Regions from separate parts of the Homo sapiens genome. Here all the other regions are linked to region 3. A link is a contact called in ENCODE Hi-C or POLR2A ChIA-PET data. All regions are on one chromosome and are shown on one strand. The core of a region is the stretch at or near the end of the contact, and the rest is flanking DNA. Distances in the headings are between cores, read along the strand shown.

Region 1 (3,976 bases), core at 1,457-3,956, 460 kb before region 3:
CGCAGATAGGGAGTCAGCGTGGTTTGTATGCAGGTGGGAGGGACTGAGCCCCTGAAAATGGTTAGGATTGTCTCTGGCCTCAGCCTTGGTACACACATCACAGGACAAATCAAGCAGACAGTGGTGAGTCCGCCACAGTGGGCAAATTTCTACCCGTGCCAGACAGTGTACAGGATCTTTTGTTTTTTTTTCTCTCTCTCTCTTCCTTTTGAGACAAGGTCCTGCTCTGTCACCCAGGCCGGAGTGCAGTGGCGTGATCTCCACTCACTGCAACCTCCACCTCCTGGGCTCAAGCGATTTTCCCACCTCAGCCTCCCCAGTAGCTGGGATTACAGGCTCAAGCCACTGCCCCCCGCTAATTTTTGTATCTTTTTGGGTAGAGATGGGTTTTTGCCATGTTGCCCAGGCTGGTCTTGAACTCCTGGGCTCAAGCCATGTGCCCGCCTTGGCCTCCCAAAGTGCTAGGATTACTGGCGTGAGCCACCTTACCTGGTGGGGCACAGGATTTTAAATTAAATTTTTTTTTTTTTAATTTTTAGAGACAGAGTCTTGCTCTGTCGCCCAGGCTGGAGTGCAGTGGCATGATCTTGGCTCACTACAATCTCTGCCTCTAGAGTTCCGGCGATTCTTGTGCCTCAGCCTCTCTAGTAGTTGGGATTACAGGCGTGCACCACCACACCCAGTTAATTTTTTCTATTTTTAGTACAGACAGGGTTTTGCTATGTTAGCCAGGCTGGTCTTGAACTCCTGGCCTCAAGTGATCTGCCTGCTTTGGCCTCCCAAAGTGCTGGGATCACAGGCGTGAGCCACTGCGCCTGGCCTAAATTTTTCGTCTTTAAGACGGGGTCTCTCTCTCTCTGTCATCCAGGCTGGAATGCAGTGGCACAATCATAGCTCACTGCAGCCTTGAACTCCTGGGCTCAAGTGAGCCTCCAGCCTCAACTTTCTAAGTAGCTGGGACTACAGGCTGATGCGACCATGCCCGACTTGGCACAGGATTTAAATATGGCCCTGGACAAGTCACTGGCCTTCTCTGGCCTTCCCAGGTAAGCTTGGACTTTCTGGGATGCTTCAAGTTCAAATCATCAGTGGTACAACTGTTGAACAATATGAGGAACGCTGCGGGTTACTGGGCCTGTGTGGACCCGTTTTGGATTCTAAGCTGGGTCCTGGGCAGAAGTTGGAGGCTGGGGCAGCTGCAAGCAGGACAGGCAGGTGGCCAGAGGGCCCAGCAGCTTCAGCACTGAGGACTGGACTGGGTCGCCACGCCCAAAGGAAGGATAATTACTCACCTCCCACTCAAGAAGCAGGCGGCAGAACTGTTTTGGAGAGCATGGCTTGGGGCCTGGGACCTATGTTCATGCGGTCCAGACGGAGATCCATGAGAGTTAAGACTCTTTCTAGATATCAGGTAGCACTTCTGATTACAAAACTTTTGCACATGGTCTCCTCTCTGCTTTACAACAGCTCAGGAAAGTAGGCCCAAACATCCACTTTAATAGATGAGGGAGCTCAGAGGGGGTAACCAACCCCTCCAGGTCACACAGCCAGGGAGGGGGTTGAGCCAAGGTTCAAACCACTGCCTCGGTTGTTGCAGATACATCCCTGCAGACACCTTTATTGAAGAGGGACCCTGAAGGCTGAACGGCCAACACAGAAGAGGAGGCACTTGGGAGTAAGGGTGATTTATGGCCCTGGGAGGGCCCAGTGCAGGTAGGATGGGAGCTAAGGTAAGGCTGGGCCATGCCTAGCTGCAAGCAAATTTCCTTAAAAAACAAACAACAAAAAACATTACTTTTTCTAAACCTAAAGTTTGTGGTGGCATTCAAGTCCCATCATAGCCCATCTATCCAGACTCATCTGCCTGGGATCCCCGTCTTGGGACTAGTGGTCACTGGCCTGCTTCCTGGTCAATTAGCTTCCGGGACTAGGGGGAGGTGTGAGGAGCCTAGAGTGCAAAATTTAAGAAGCACTCAGTCTCAGGGGCGTGCAGGTGCAGGGTAGCGACGGCAGGACTCTAAGAGTGAGTCTCTTTCCTCCCCGTTTCCCCGTCCTACTTTCACTCTAAGCATTTAGTTCCCAGGGGACAGAGACGACTTCTTCATTAGAAGACCCCGGGGGGTCCCCAGCCCGGAAGGGCTCACAGTTGGAGCTCAAACATTTGCCACTGTTCAGGCTCATCTTTCTTTCCCCAGTGAAAAATGGTCTAGGTTGGGAAGGGCAGGTTCCTGTCTACTGCGTGATCCAACCGATTCTGGTTCGCCCAATGTCTGGACTTGTCCTTTGCCAAGAATAAGCAGATGAGATGGGCGGATGAACCCCAATGTCCCTGCAAGATTCAGGAAGTCCCAGCCAGAAAGTAAAGGACGTTTAGTTCCATGTATTGTTTTCTTTTTTACATGCGGGGCAACACACCTGGACAGTGTCGATGGCTTGCTCCAAGCCACACGGCCGCATAGGGACAGGGACTGGGCTACATAACAAGTTCTTCGACGCTGTGATCTAATCAAGGAAAACCTGGGACGCAGCTAATAGATGCGCATCGAGTGTATCGACGCTCTAAGTACGAGGGCTGGAACAGTGAGCAGGATCAGTCCATTGCTTTTGCCTACCTGCTGAGCGCTGATTGGTCCCCGTTTAGGAAACGGAAAAAGGGGCGTGCACGCGGGCGCGGCTGCGTGAGAGGCGCGCGGCGGCGCAGTGAACAGTCTCCTTCCACAAAACCATGGCGTCGCTCAAATGTAGCACCGTCGTCTGCGTGATCTGCTTGGAGAAGCCCAAATACCGCTGTCCAGCCTGCCGCGTGCCCTAGTGAGCGGGGAGGTCGCGGGGTCCAGGGGCGCGGGTGTCCGGCCATGGCGGGAGGGCGGGAGGCCGGGAGGCCGGGCGGGAGCGGGCGGGCTGCTGGAGGGGCCGGGGACCCTCGGGGCTGACGCGGCCTGTGGCCTCTGTTGTTACAGCTGCTCGGTAGTCTGCTTCCGGAAGCACAAAGGTGAGCCCCGTCCCCGCCAGCCCTCGTACCACTGCGCACGGGGCAGCCCCCACGTCCAGCCTCCGTCTTGGGGGCGTGGACCCTTGGGCTGCGCTTCCTTTCCCGCCTCGGGTCTCCGCGGGTTCTGCAGGAACCTTGCTTCCTCTGACTTGGTCCCTGGTGTCTCTGTGTGTCGGACAGTTCCCTCTGTTGTCCCTGCCTGTAATCGCTCTCAGGGTTTTGGTCAGTAGCCTTTCTTCTACCCCGCTTCTCCTTCTGCGTGTTACTCTTTTTTGCTTAGAAATAGTTTCCGATTGCTTTTCCCACCGAGGTCTACCCTAGCAGTTTCTTCCTCAGTATTCTGATGTAGCCCCTCACCATTTGGCTGAAACTGCGCTAACTTTAACAGTATTTTCACTCGTGTAAATAATGTCTTGTTAGAAACAAAGAGGTAAGTCCATGTACAATACAAGGAGACGTCCTTGATTTGTTAAGAGAAAAAAAGAACCAAGTAAGTTCTGTGTATGATGTGAACACACTTTTGTACAGTTAAAAAGAAGTGACCTGGCCGGGCGCGGTGGCTCACGCCTGTGGTCCCGGCACTTTGAGAGGCCAAGGCGGGTGGATCACCTGAGCCCAGGAGTTCGAGACCAGCCTGGCCAACATGGTGAAACTCCGTCTCTACTAAAAATACAAAAATTAGGCGGGCGAGGTGCGCGCCTGTAATCCCAGCTACTCAGGAGGCTGAGGCAGGAGAATCGCTTGAACCCGGGAGGCGGAGGTTGTAGTGAGCCGAAATCGCACCACTGCACTCCAGCCTGGGCTACAGAGCCAGACTCAGTCTGGAAAAAAAAAGAAAAAAAAAAGTTTGATGTAGGTGGGGCGCGGTGGGTCACGCCTGTAATCCCAGCACTTTGGGAGGCCGAGGCGGGCGGATCATTTGAGCTCAGGAGTTTGAGACCAGCCTGGGCAACATAGCGAAACCCCGTCTCTATAAACAAACAA
Region 2 (3,954 bases), core at 1,157-3,656, 460 kb after region 3:
GTAGCTGGGATTACAGGTACACACCACTTCACCAGGCAAAGGGCAATTTTAATATTTCTACCATCCATTCTCCACACAGCTGCCACAGTGATTTTTTTTTTTTTTTTTTTTTTGAGATGCAGTTTCACTCTGTTGCCCAGGCTTGAGTGTAGTGGCACAATCTTGGCTCACTGCAACCTCCACCTCCCAGGTTCAAGTGATTCTCCTACCTCAGCCTCCCGAGTAGCTGGGATTACAGGCGCCCGTCACAATGCCCAGCTAATTTTTTTTGTATTTTTAGTAGAGATGAGGTTTCACCATGTTGACCAGGCTGGTCTCGAACTTCTAACCTCAAGTGATCCGCCTGCCTCGGCCTCCCAAAGTGATGGGATTACAGGTGTGAGCCACCGCTCCCAGCCCACAGTGATCCTTTTACAGCAAAGCTACTCCTTTGCTCTCAACCCTTCGTCATATTCTGTCACTTCCCAATAAAATCCAAACCTTACCAGATGATACATGATCTGCCTTGATTTCCATCTAATTTCTCTCATTTGCTGTGCTCCAGCCACACTGGTCTTGCCCTTTCTCCATGCCAAACAAATCCCCATTTCAGGGTCACTGCACTTGCTGCTTCTCTTCTAGGATAGTTTCCCTCTAGAAATCCATGTTGCTCCTTCTCTCATTAAATGATCAGATATTTATGTGCCTCCTTAGCTAAGAGGCCTTCCTTATCTACCCTAACTAAGAGAATCCCCATATCACTCTTATCCTTTTATCCTGATTTATTTTTCCATAAAACTTGCCACATTACTGGGCATTATCTATCATTTAGTAATGTGTATATTGCTTATTGACAGTCTTCCCTACTATAATATGAGCTCCATGAGGCAGAGACTTTGTTTTGTTCACTGCTGAATTCCCAGCACCTACAACAAGCCTACTCACTAAACATTTGTTGAATTAATCTTCAGGATACATCAAATGTAAAATATCCTATCATATATTTATTGATGTGATGCATAGGAAAATGTCTGGAAGGGTACATACCAAAATGTTAATTATTTATTTAACCTGGTGGGAGGTGGTTTTTCTTTCCTTTTCTTTTCTTTTTGAGACAGAGTTTCGCTCTCGTTGCCCAGGCTGGAGTGGAATGGCAAGATCTTGGCTCATTGTAACCTCTGCCCCCAGGGTTCAAGCGATTCTACTGCCTCAGCCTCCGGAGTAGCTGGGATTACAGGTGCCTGCCACCACACCCGCGTAATTTTTTGTATTTTTAGTAGAGACGGGATTTCACCATGTTGGTCAGGCTGGTCTAGAACTCCAGACCCTGTGATCCGCCCGCCTCGGCCTGCCAAAGTGCTGGAATTACAGGCGTGAGCCACCGCGCCCGGCAGGGCTTTTTTTTTTTTTTTTTTTTGGAATGAACTTGTATTATGCATATACCAAAAAAGAATGAAAGGGTTCACACAGGCATAAAGTGTAAGTGAATTCTAAAAAAAGGTTGGGCAAATTTATCAAAGGCAGACTTCTAAATAGATGTAACAGTTATATAGTTCAGATAAACCATGGTTTGAATTCCCTTCCCCAGTACTTCCTAGCAGTGTGATCCCAAGTTATTTATGTCAGTGCCTAGATTTCTTCACCTGGAAAATAGGGATAACAACAGGTGCCTACCTCACAAGTTTTAAATGAGACCGTATGTGTAACCTGCTTTGTGCAATGTCTGGCATGCAATAAGTACTCGACAAATGGTAGCTATTAGAATCATCATTAACAGCAGTAATAAGAGATCTTGGGACATACCTAGCCCTCAAGATTGACATCAGAGTAGACCACCACATCCTCTCATCATTGCGCCTCAATTTGGGCCTCTGAAGCCCAAAGAGGGGATGGTTCTTTCCAAAGAAGACAATTTCGACGTTCCAGGAGCATCTGATTGAAACGCACCCTCTTCACCCCTTAAAATCAGTCTGGTTCATCCACGAGCAGCCCTTCGGGGCCCGGACTGGAGAGGCGCCACGGCTCGCCGTCCCTGGGCCCAGTTCCCTCAGCCTCAATTTCCCTTGCTGCAACAGGGGTGGAGATGGGAACGTTATCCCCAAACCCAGGCAGTCCCGGCTCGGCCCGCCTCACCGCACTCCGGAGGGGACCAAACAGCCCCACGCGCCAGGAAGCCTCAGGCAACGGGCCACGCGCCACACGGGCAAAGTGATTACTGGTCGGATCAAAAGTCAGGCAAGCGGCTCAGCCCCATCCTCCCAGTCCTCGGGCACGGGGACAGCAGCAGGCGCGCGGCGGGGACCGGGAAAAGGCCAAGAGGGCGGTGGCGGGCGCTCAGCACCCGGCGGGGGCCTCCACGGCCGAGGGGCGGAGGCGGCGGGCGCGCGGCACGCGGCGCGCTCGCCACTGCGCCGCCCGGGGGCGCGCACGCAAAGCCCGGAGGCGCGCGCGACCGGCGGCTCTTTGGCGCGGATTAGGGGGTCTCGGCGAGGTGAGGCGCCAGGCAGCGCTGGGCGGGCGGGCGGGCGGGTGGCGGAGCGCGAGCCCCTCTAGCGGGACTAGGGAGAAGCGGGGGCCACGAGGTGCGGCGGGGGAGGAGTCGCGGGCTGCGGGCCCCGGCGGCGGGCTTGACGCGGCAGGCTGGCGGGCCGGCGGGCGGGCAGCGGCGGGCCTCGCCGCTCTGTGGGGGAGGGCGGTGTGGGGCCGGGCCTGACCCCGGGGGCCCGCCCCGCGTCTGGGCGGTGCCCCAGTGCCCCGGCCTCGCCATTTCCCGCTCAGCCCTGGAGCGCGTAGCTCTACCAAGAATGGCCACTGTGCCAGATGCCCCTGACCAGCGTTGCCCATTTGAATTTCCTAGCAGGCCCCCCAAAGTAGGTATTTCAGTACCCTGTTAGAGCTGAGGCGCAGGTAAAATGACTGGCCCAGGCCGGTCCCACCCCGTAAGGATTTGAACGTTGGCTCCACAACTCGGGAGCCTGCGCCTTTCCTCCTCCCAACGTGGACTCCTGCCCGGCGAAGTGCCTCACTTCCTTCTCCCGGTAACTGATTCGAATTTGGCGATTGTTAGTTTGGAGCTAGCGCCAGTGTTTCCACGGAAGTTGGTGTCAGAATGTGGTCTCTTGTGAAAGGGGGAGAAAGAAGATTCTGCAGACTGCAATATTGTGCTTTTTTGCCTTTTTTTTTTTTTCTCCTAGGCTGTACTGCAGTGCAGTGGCACGATCGCGGCTCACTGCAATCTCCGCCTCCCAGGCTCAAGCGATTCTCGTGCCTGAGGCGTGGGCCACCACGCCCAGCTAATATTTGTATTTTCAGCAGAGGTGGGGTTTCACCATGTTGGCCAGGCTGGTCTCGAACTCCTGACCTCAAGTGATCCTTCCGCCTCGGCCTCCCAAAGTGCTGGGATTACAGGCGTGAGCCACCACGCCCGGCCCTACTATTTTTTTATTTTTTGAGATGGCGTTTCTTTCGCCCAGGCTGGAGTGCAATGGCGCCATCTCAACACACTGCAACTTCTGCCTCCCAGGTTCAAGCGATTCTCCTGCCTCAGCCTCCCGAGTACCTGGGATTACAGGCGCCCGCCACCACACCTGGCTATTTTTTGTATTTTTAGTAGAGATGGGGTTTCGCTGTGTTGGCCAGGTTGATCTCGAACTCCTGACCTCAGGTTATCTGCCCACCTGGGACTCCCAAAGTGCTGAGATTACAGGCGTGAGCCACCGCACCCGGCCTCCTACTGTGCTTTTTCGAGTGTTGATCAGTCCCTATTGACTGTGCATCCTTTACTGGACGTCTGTTTTTGTTTTTGTTTTTTGAGAGGGAGTTTCACACTTGTTGCTCAGGCCAGAGTGCAACAGCGCGTTCTCAGCCCACCGCAACCTCCACCTCCCGGGTTCAAGCAGTTCTCTTGCCTCAGCCTCCCAAGTAGCTGGATTACAGGCATACGCCACCACGCCCAGCTAATTTTGTATTTTTAGT
Region 3 (3,681 bases), core at 689-3,188:
CTTCCCTCCACTCCTGGAGTCCTCTTTCTACCTTCAGTATAAGGTCAGGCAAACATTTTGGGGGGCCCTGGGATGTGTGTGACAGTAGAACGGTCTTGATTCCTTGCTAAAATGGCTTCCCAAGTCAGTAGGGACCAGGACAGAGAAGGGAGAGTAAGTAAACAGGTCTATGGCATTTTCTGCTGAGTGTTTGCCCAGCACAGCCCCCAAATTGACCAGCAGTGTCCTGTTTGCATGACAGCTTAGAGGTGGTCTCTGCAGTGACTCACCTCCCTTTCTCTTTTCTTCCTTCTCTTTACCTCAAAGGCCAGGTTTCTAAGCATTGTAAGTACCCAACATAGCAAGGGGATAGGATTGCAGGAGGTAGTTTCTTAAATGTGGGGTGGGAGAAACATTTTTGTCCTTTGAAGCCCCATGGCACCTTGTCAAGGAGCAAGGAACACACTTTTGCTTGGGAGGCCCGGACACAGGCACAAGACTGCAATTATAGAGGATAAACGAAAAACTGTTCTCTTAGGCTAAGCTCTCTTATGGATGGTAAAAAGCCGTTTTCTTCTCCTGAGTGCCCTGCCTAGCCTGGCATTCTTTTCCTTCCATGTCTGAGGGGGTTTACCCTCAGACAGGTTCTCCTTCCCCTCTGCAGCCCTGGTTGTCTTCATTCTTCAAGGGCCACTTTACAGGGACATGGAACAGGCTCCACTAAAGTGGTGTCCTCTTATTGCTCTTGGCCCTGAGGACATATGAAGATTGTGAAAGTCAGAGATCCTCTCTTCCCTTGGTTTTCATGGGAGACAGTAGAGAGCTGAGGGTTCCCCAGTTGTTCAGCTGTGGGATCCAACTGGCCCGGGCTGTACCCAAGGGGCACTGCCACAGTGCACCACTAACATCTCTTTTCTGGATCCTTTTGAGGCAGATTCTGTTTAGAGGGGTCTAGGTCTCTACAGGCAACCTCCAACAGATACCATAAGAATAGACCACTTTGTAGTCACACTTATCATCCCTTATTGCAGTTTCTGTTTACATGTTTGTCTACCCTCCTAGGCTGATTACCGTGGGGGGGAGAATCCAACTTACTTATCTTGTATCTTATCTAGCAGTGCCTGCCACATAGTGGGCAGTCAGGGAATGCTTGATGAAGGAAAGAGGATGTAAAGCGATTGTGTCTTTCCGTGTGCGGGGTGCAATTACATTTATACTATTAAGTCTTTATATTTTGAGTCTGTCCCTCTAACGGTAGACCTGTATTTTTCTGCATTTGTGCACCTGCTTAAGCTGCCTGAGCATGCCCTCATCTCTGAACAGCAAAGATAATCAATACCGAGGGGTATGCAGTGGAGTAATCCACACCCCACCCCCTTTCCCTTGCTCAGGCAAGGGTACTTAGAGACGCTACTGAAACTATCTTTAGCCACAGCGATTCCTAAGTATTCCCATTAAGAAAGACGCCAGCAGTCCGCCACACACTTACACGTGCATATCCCTGACATAGGATTCCCAAATCCTGGCCGCTGAAGGGCGGGAGGCGTGTGCCCGGCCTCAGACTACTATAAATTGCGAAATGACAAACCTGCTTTGGGTCCCAGTCTCTGCGTGCCCGAGTGCGCACCCGCGATTCGAGCAGCTTAAGCCCTACTCCCTCCTCCTTCCCAAATCAGCCACCGTGGGCCACGGCTACGCTATGCTTTATTCCTAAGCGAATCTCGCACAAATCTCGAGGCATATTTTGTACAAGGGGACACTGGCCGCGCGCATCGCAATCGCATCTCAGCGACAGAAGCGGTCACGTGCCTTGGCGCGCTTCCGCACCGCCCCTTCCCGCGCACTCGCACGCGCACGCGCACACGCGCCCATACGGCTCCAATCCCTTCAACCTTCTGCGCGCTTCCGCCTTCATGCTAGCAACGCCCGCAGTGACGCGCAGGCCCCGCCCCCTCCCGCGCGCCTCCCGGAAGTGGCCGGTCCAGAGCTGTGGGGTGGCCTCCGCGCGGTCTCTGGCGGAGTCGGGGAATCGGATCAAGGCGAGAGGATCCGGCAGGGAAGGAGCTTCGGGGCCGGGGGTTGGGCCGCACATTTACGTGCGCGAAGCGGAGTGGACCGGGAGCTGGTGACGATGGCGGGGCCGCAGCCCCTGGCGCTGCAACTGGAACAGTTGTTGAACCCGCGACCAAGCGAGGCGGACCCTGAAGCGGACCCCGAGGAAGGTGAGGCCGGACTGGGGCAGGCCACGTGCGGAGCGGTGGGCCAGGCCCTGTGGGGCAAGGGGGCGGCGTGGGAGGGGCGTGCGCGAGGCCGCCGGGCCTGCGCTCCTTCGCTTGGCGCAGAGGAACGTCGCCTCCCGCGAGGGTGGTCCCGGCCTCGGGAGGAGGGCTTCGGCTTCTTTTCACACGCACTCGAAACTTGGTGCTCGGCTGGATGGGCGGAACAGATCGAGGGCTCAGGCCGAGAGGAGCTGGTCTTCAGGTTTACTTGCTCCAGGCCTGTTGGAGGGAGCCAGAGAGTCTGCTAGCAAGTTGGAAGTTAGCTTTGAGGATGCCCTTTCTGGTATTGCGTTAGAAAGGAGGAGAAGAAAGTCGCATGTTTTTAATTCAGGTTGCCCTTCAAAACTAAGTTGGAGACTGATGGAAGGATTTTCTGGTGCTGTTTAAGTCTCTTGAAGTCTCAAGACACTTGTTCAGTGGCTGACGACTGAGACTCCTGTTCTGTAAGCTGATGTTCAGAGTCTAGCTGGGAGTAATCCCGCTTTAGACTTGAGTCGGAAGTGTGAGAAAGGGATAATAAGGAGGGATAAATGCGAGTGCTGAACCGTATCTTAGGAAGATCAGTTGAAGAAACTCGGGACTGTTTAGCCAGAATAAGCAAAGAAAACTCCCCAAAGAATGGGACAGAGTGAGGGGAGAACGTGATGACTGATTTAAGATATTGGAGCGACTGTCACACATTGAAGAGGAATTCAACTAGTTTGATAGGATCCAAGTCATAGAAATAGATCCCACTAGTAGATGCCAGGAGTCAACTTTCTGTTTAGAAACAGCAGTAAGACAGTGTTCTACTTTGGGAGAGAGTGAATTTCCTATTCCTGGAAGTTGGTGGGGATTTCGTAAAGGACGTTCAACTATGAGATAAATGGGTCGACCAGGGTTCCCGTTAAAGTTTCTGCTAACCTGGAGATTCTGTTTACTTTTCCCTCTCCCCCGACAGCCACTGCTGCCAGGGTGATTGACAGGTTTGATGAAGGGGAAGATGGGGAAGGTGATTTCCTAGTAGTGGGTAGCATTAGAAAACTGGCATCAGCCTCCCTCTTGGACACGGACAAAAGGTATTGCGGCAAAACCACCTCTAGAAAAGCATGGAATGAAGACCATTGGGAGCAGACTCTGCCAGGATCGTCTGGTGAGTAGACATTTTTGAATGGAACTCTTCTCTTCCCTAATTTTTTCAGGGTTAAAATCCTCCGGTCATCCCCCATGATCTTTGCAAGAGTAGTCTGCGGATCTTTTTTTTGAGACAGAGTTTGGCTCTTGTTGCCCAGGCTGGAGTGTGATGGCGCCATCTCGGCTCACCGCAACCTCCACCTCTGGAGTTCAAGCGAGGCTCCTGCCTCAGCCTCCCGAGTAGCTGGGATTACAGGCATGCACCACCACGCCCGGCTAATTTTGTATTTTTAGTAGAGACGGGGTTTGT

The links. A loop is a pair of places that touch in the nucleus more often than their neighbours do. ChIA-PET counts read pairs that join two places held with the same protein, here RNA polymerase II (POLR2A). Pooled maps may share reads with other maps.
Region 1: a map of B cell shows a loop between it and region 3 (21-fold over the local background). The contact joins the promoter of ZNHIT3 here to the promoter of AATF in region 3. A Hi-C loop is called at or near these places in 8 of 168 maps with a recorded cell type or tissue (B cell, CD4-positive, alpha-beta T cell, CD8-positive, alpha-beta T cell and 5 more), 6 of 37 single-sample maps with no recorded cell type and 23 of 50 pooled maps.
Region 2: a map of CD4-positive, alpha-beta T cell shows a loop between it and region 3 (9-fold over the local background). The contact joins the promoter of TADA2A here to the promoter of AATF in region 3. A Hi-C loop is called at or near these places in 2 of 168 maps with a recorded cell type or tissue (CD4-positive, alpha-beta T cell and gastrocnemius medialis), 3 of 37 single-sample maps with no recorded cell type and 15 of 50 pooled maps. POLR2A ChIA-PET finds 5 or more read pairs at or near these places in 1 of 52 experiments (activated T-cell).

What each region holds. Positions count from the first base shown.
Region 1 is chr17:36,483,975-36,487,950 of GRCh38, forward strand. ZNHIT3 (zinc finger HIT-type containing 3) reads left to right here and starts at 2,707. Exons shown (of 5, transcript NM_004773.4): 1 at 2,707-2,811; 2 at 2,961-2,992. The coding sequence starts at 2,726. LOC105371749 (a long non-coding RNA gene) reads right to left here and starts at 2,705. Exons shown (of 3, transcript XR_934710.4): 1 at 2,613-2,705. RefSeq lists an enhancer at 2,428-3,361.
Region 2 is chr17:37,404,480-37,408,433 of GRCh38, forward strand. TADA2A (transcriptional adaptor 2A) reads left to right here and starts at 2,407. Exons shown (of 16, transcript NM_001166105.3): 1 at 2,407-2,470. It overlaps ACACA (acetyl-CoA carboxylase alpha), which reads right to left and starts at 2,357. Exons shown (of 56, transcript NM_198834.3): 1 at 1,783-2,357. The coding sequence starts at 1,820. RefSeq lists an enhancer at 3,539-3,954.
Region 3 is chr17:36,947,016-36,950,696 of GRCh38, forward strand. AATF (apoptosis antagonizing transcription factor) reads left to right here and starts at 1,939. Exons shown (of 12, transcript NM_012138.4): 1 at 1,939-2,201; 2 at 3,199-3,390. The coding sequence starts at 2,111.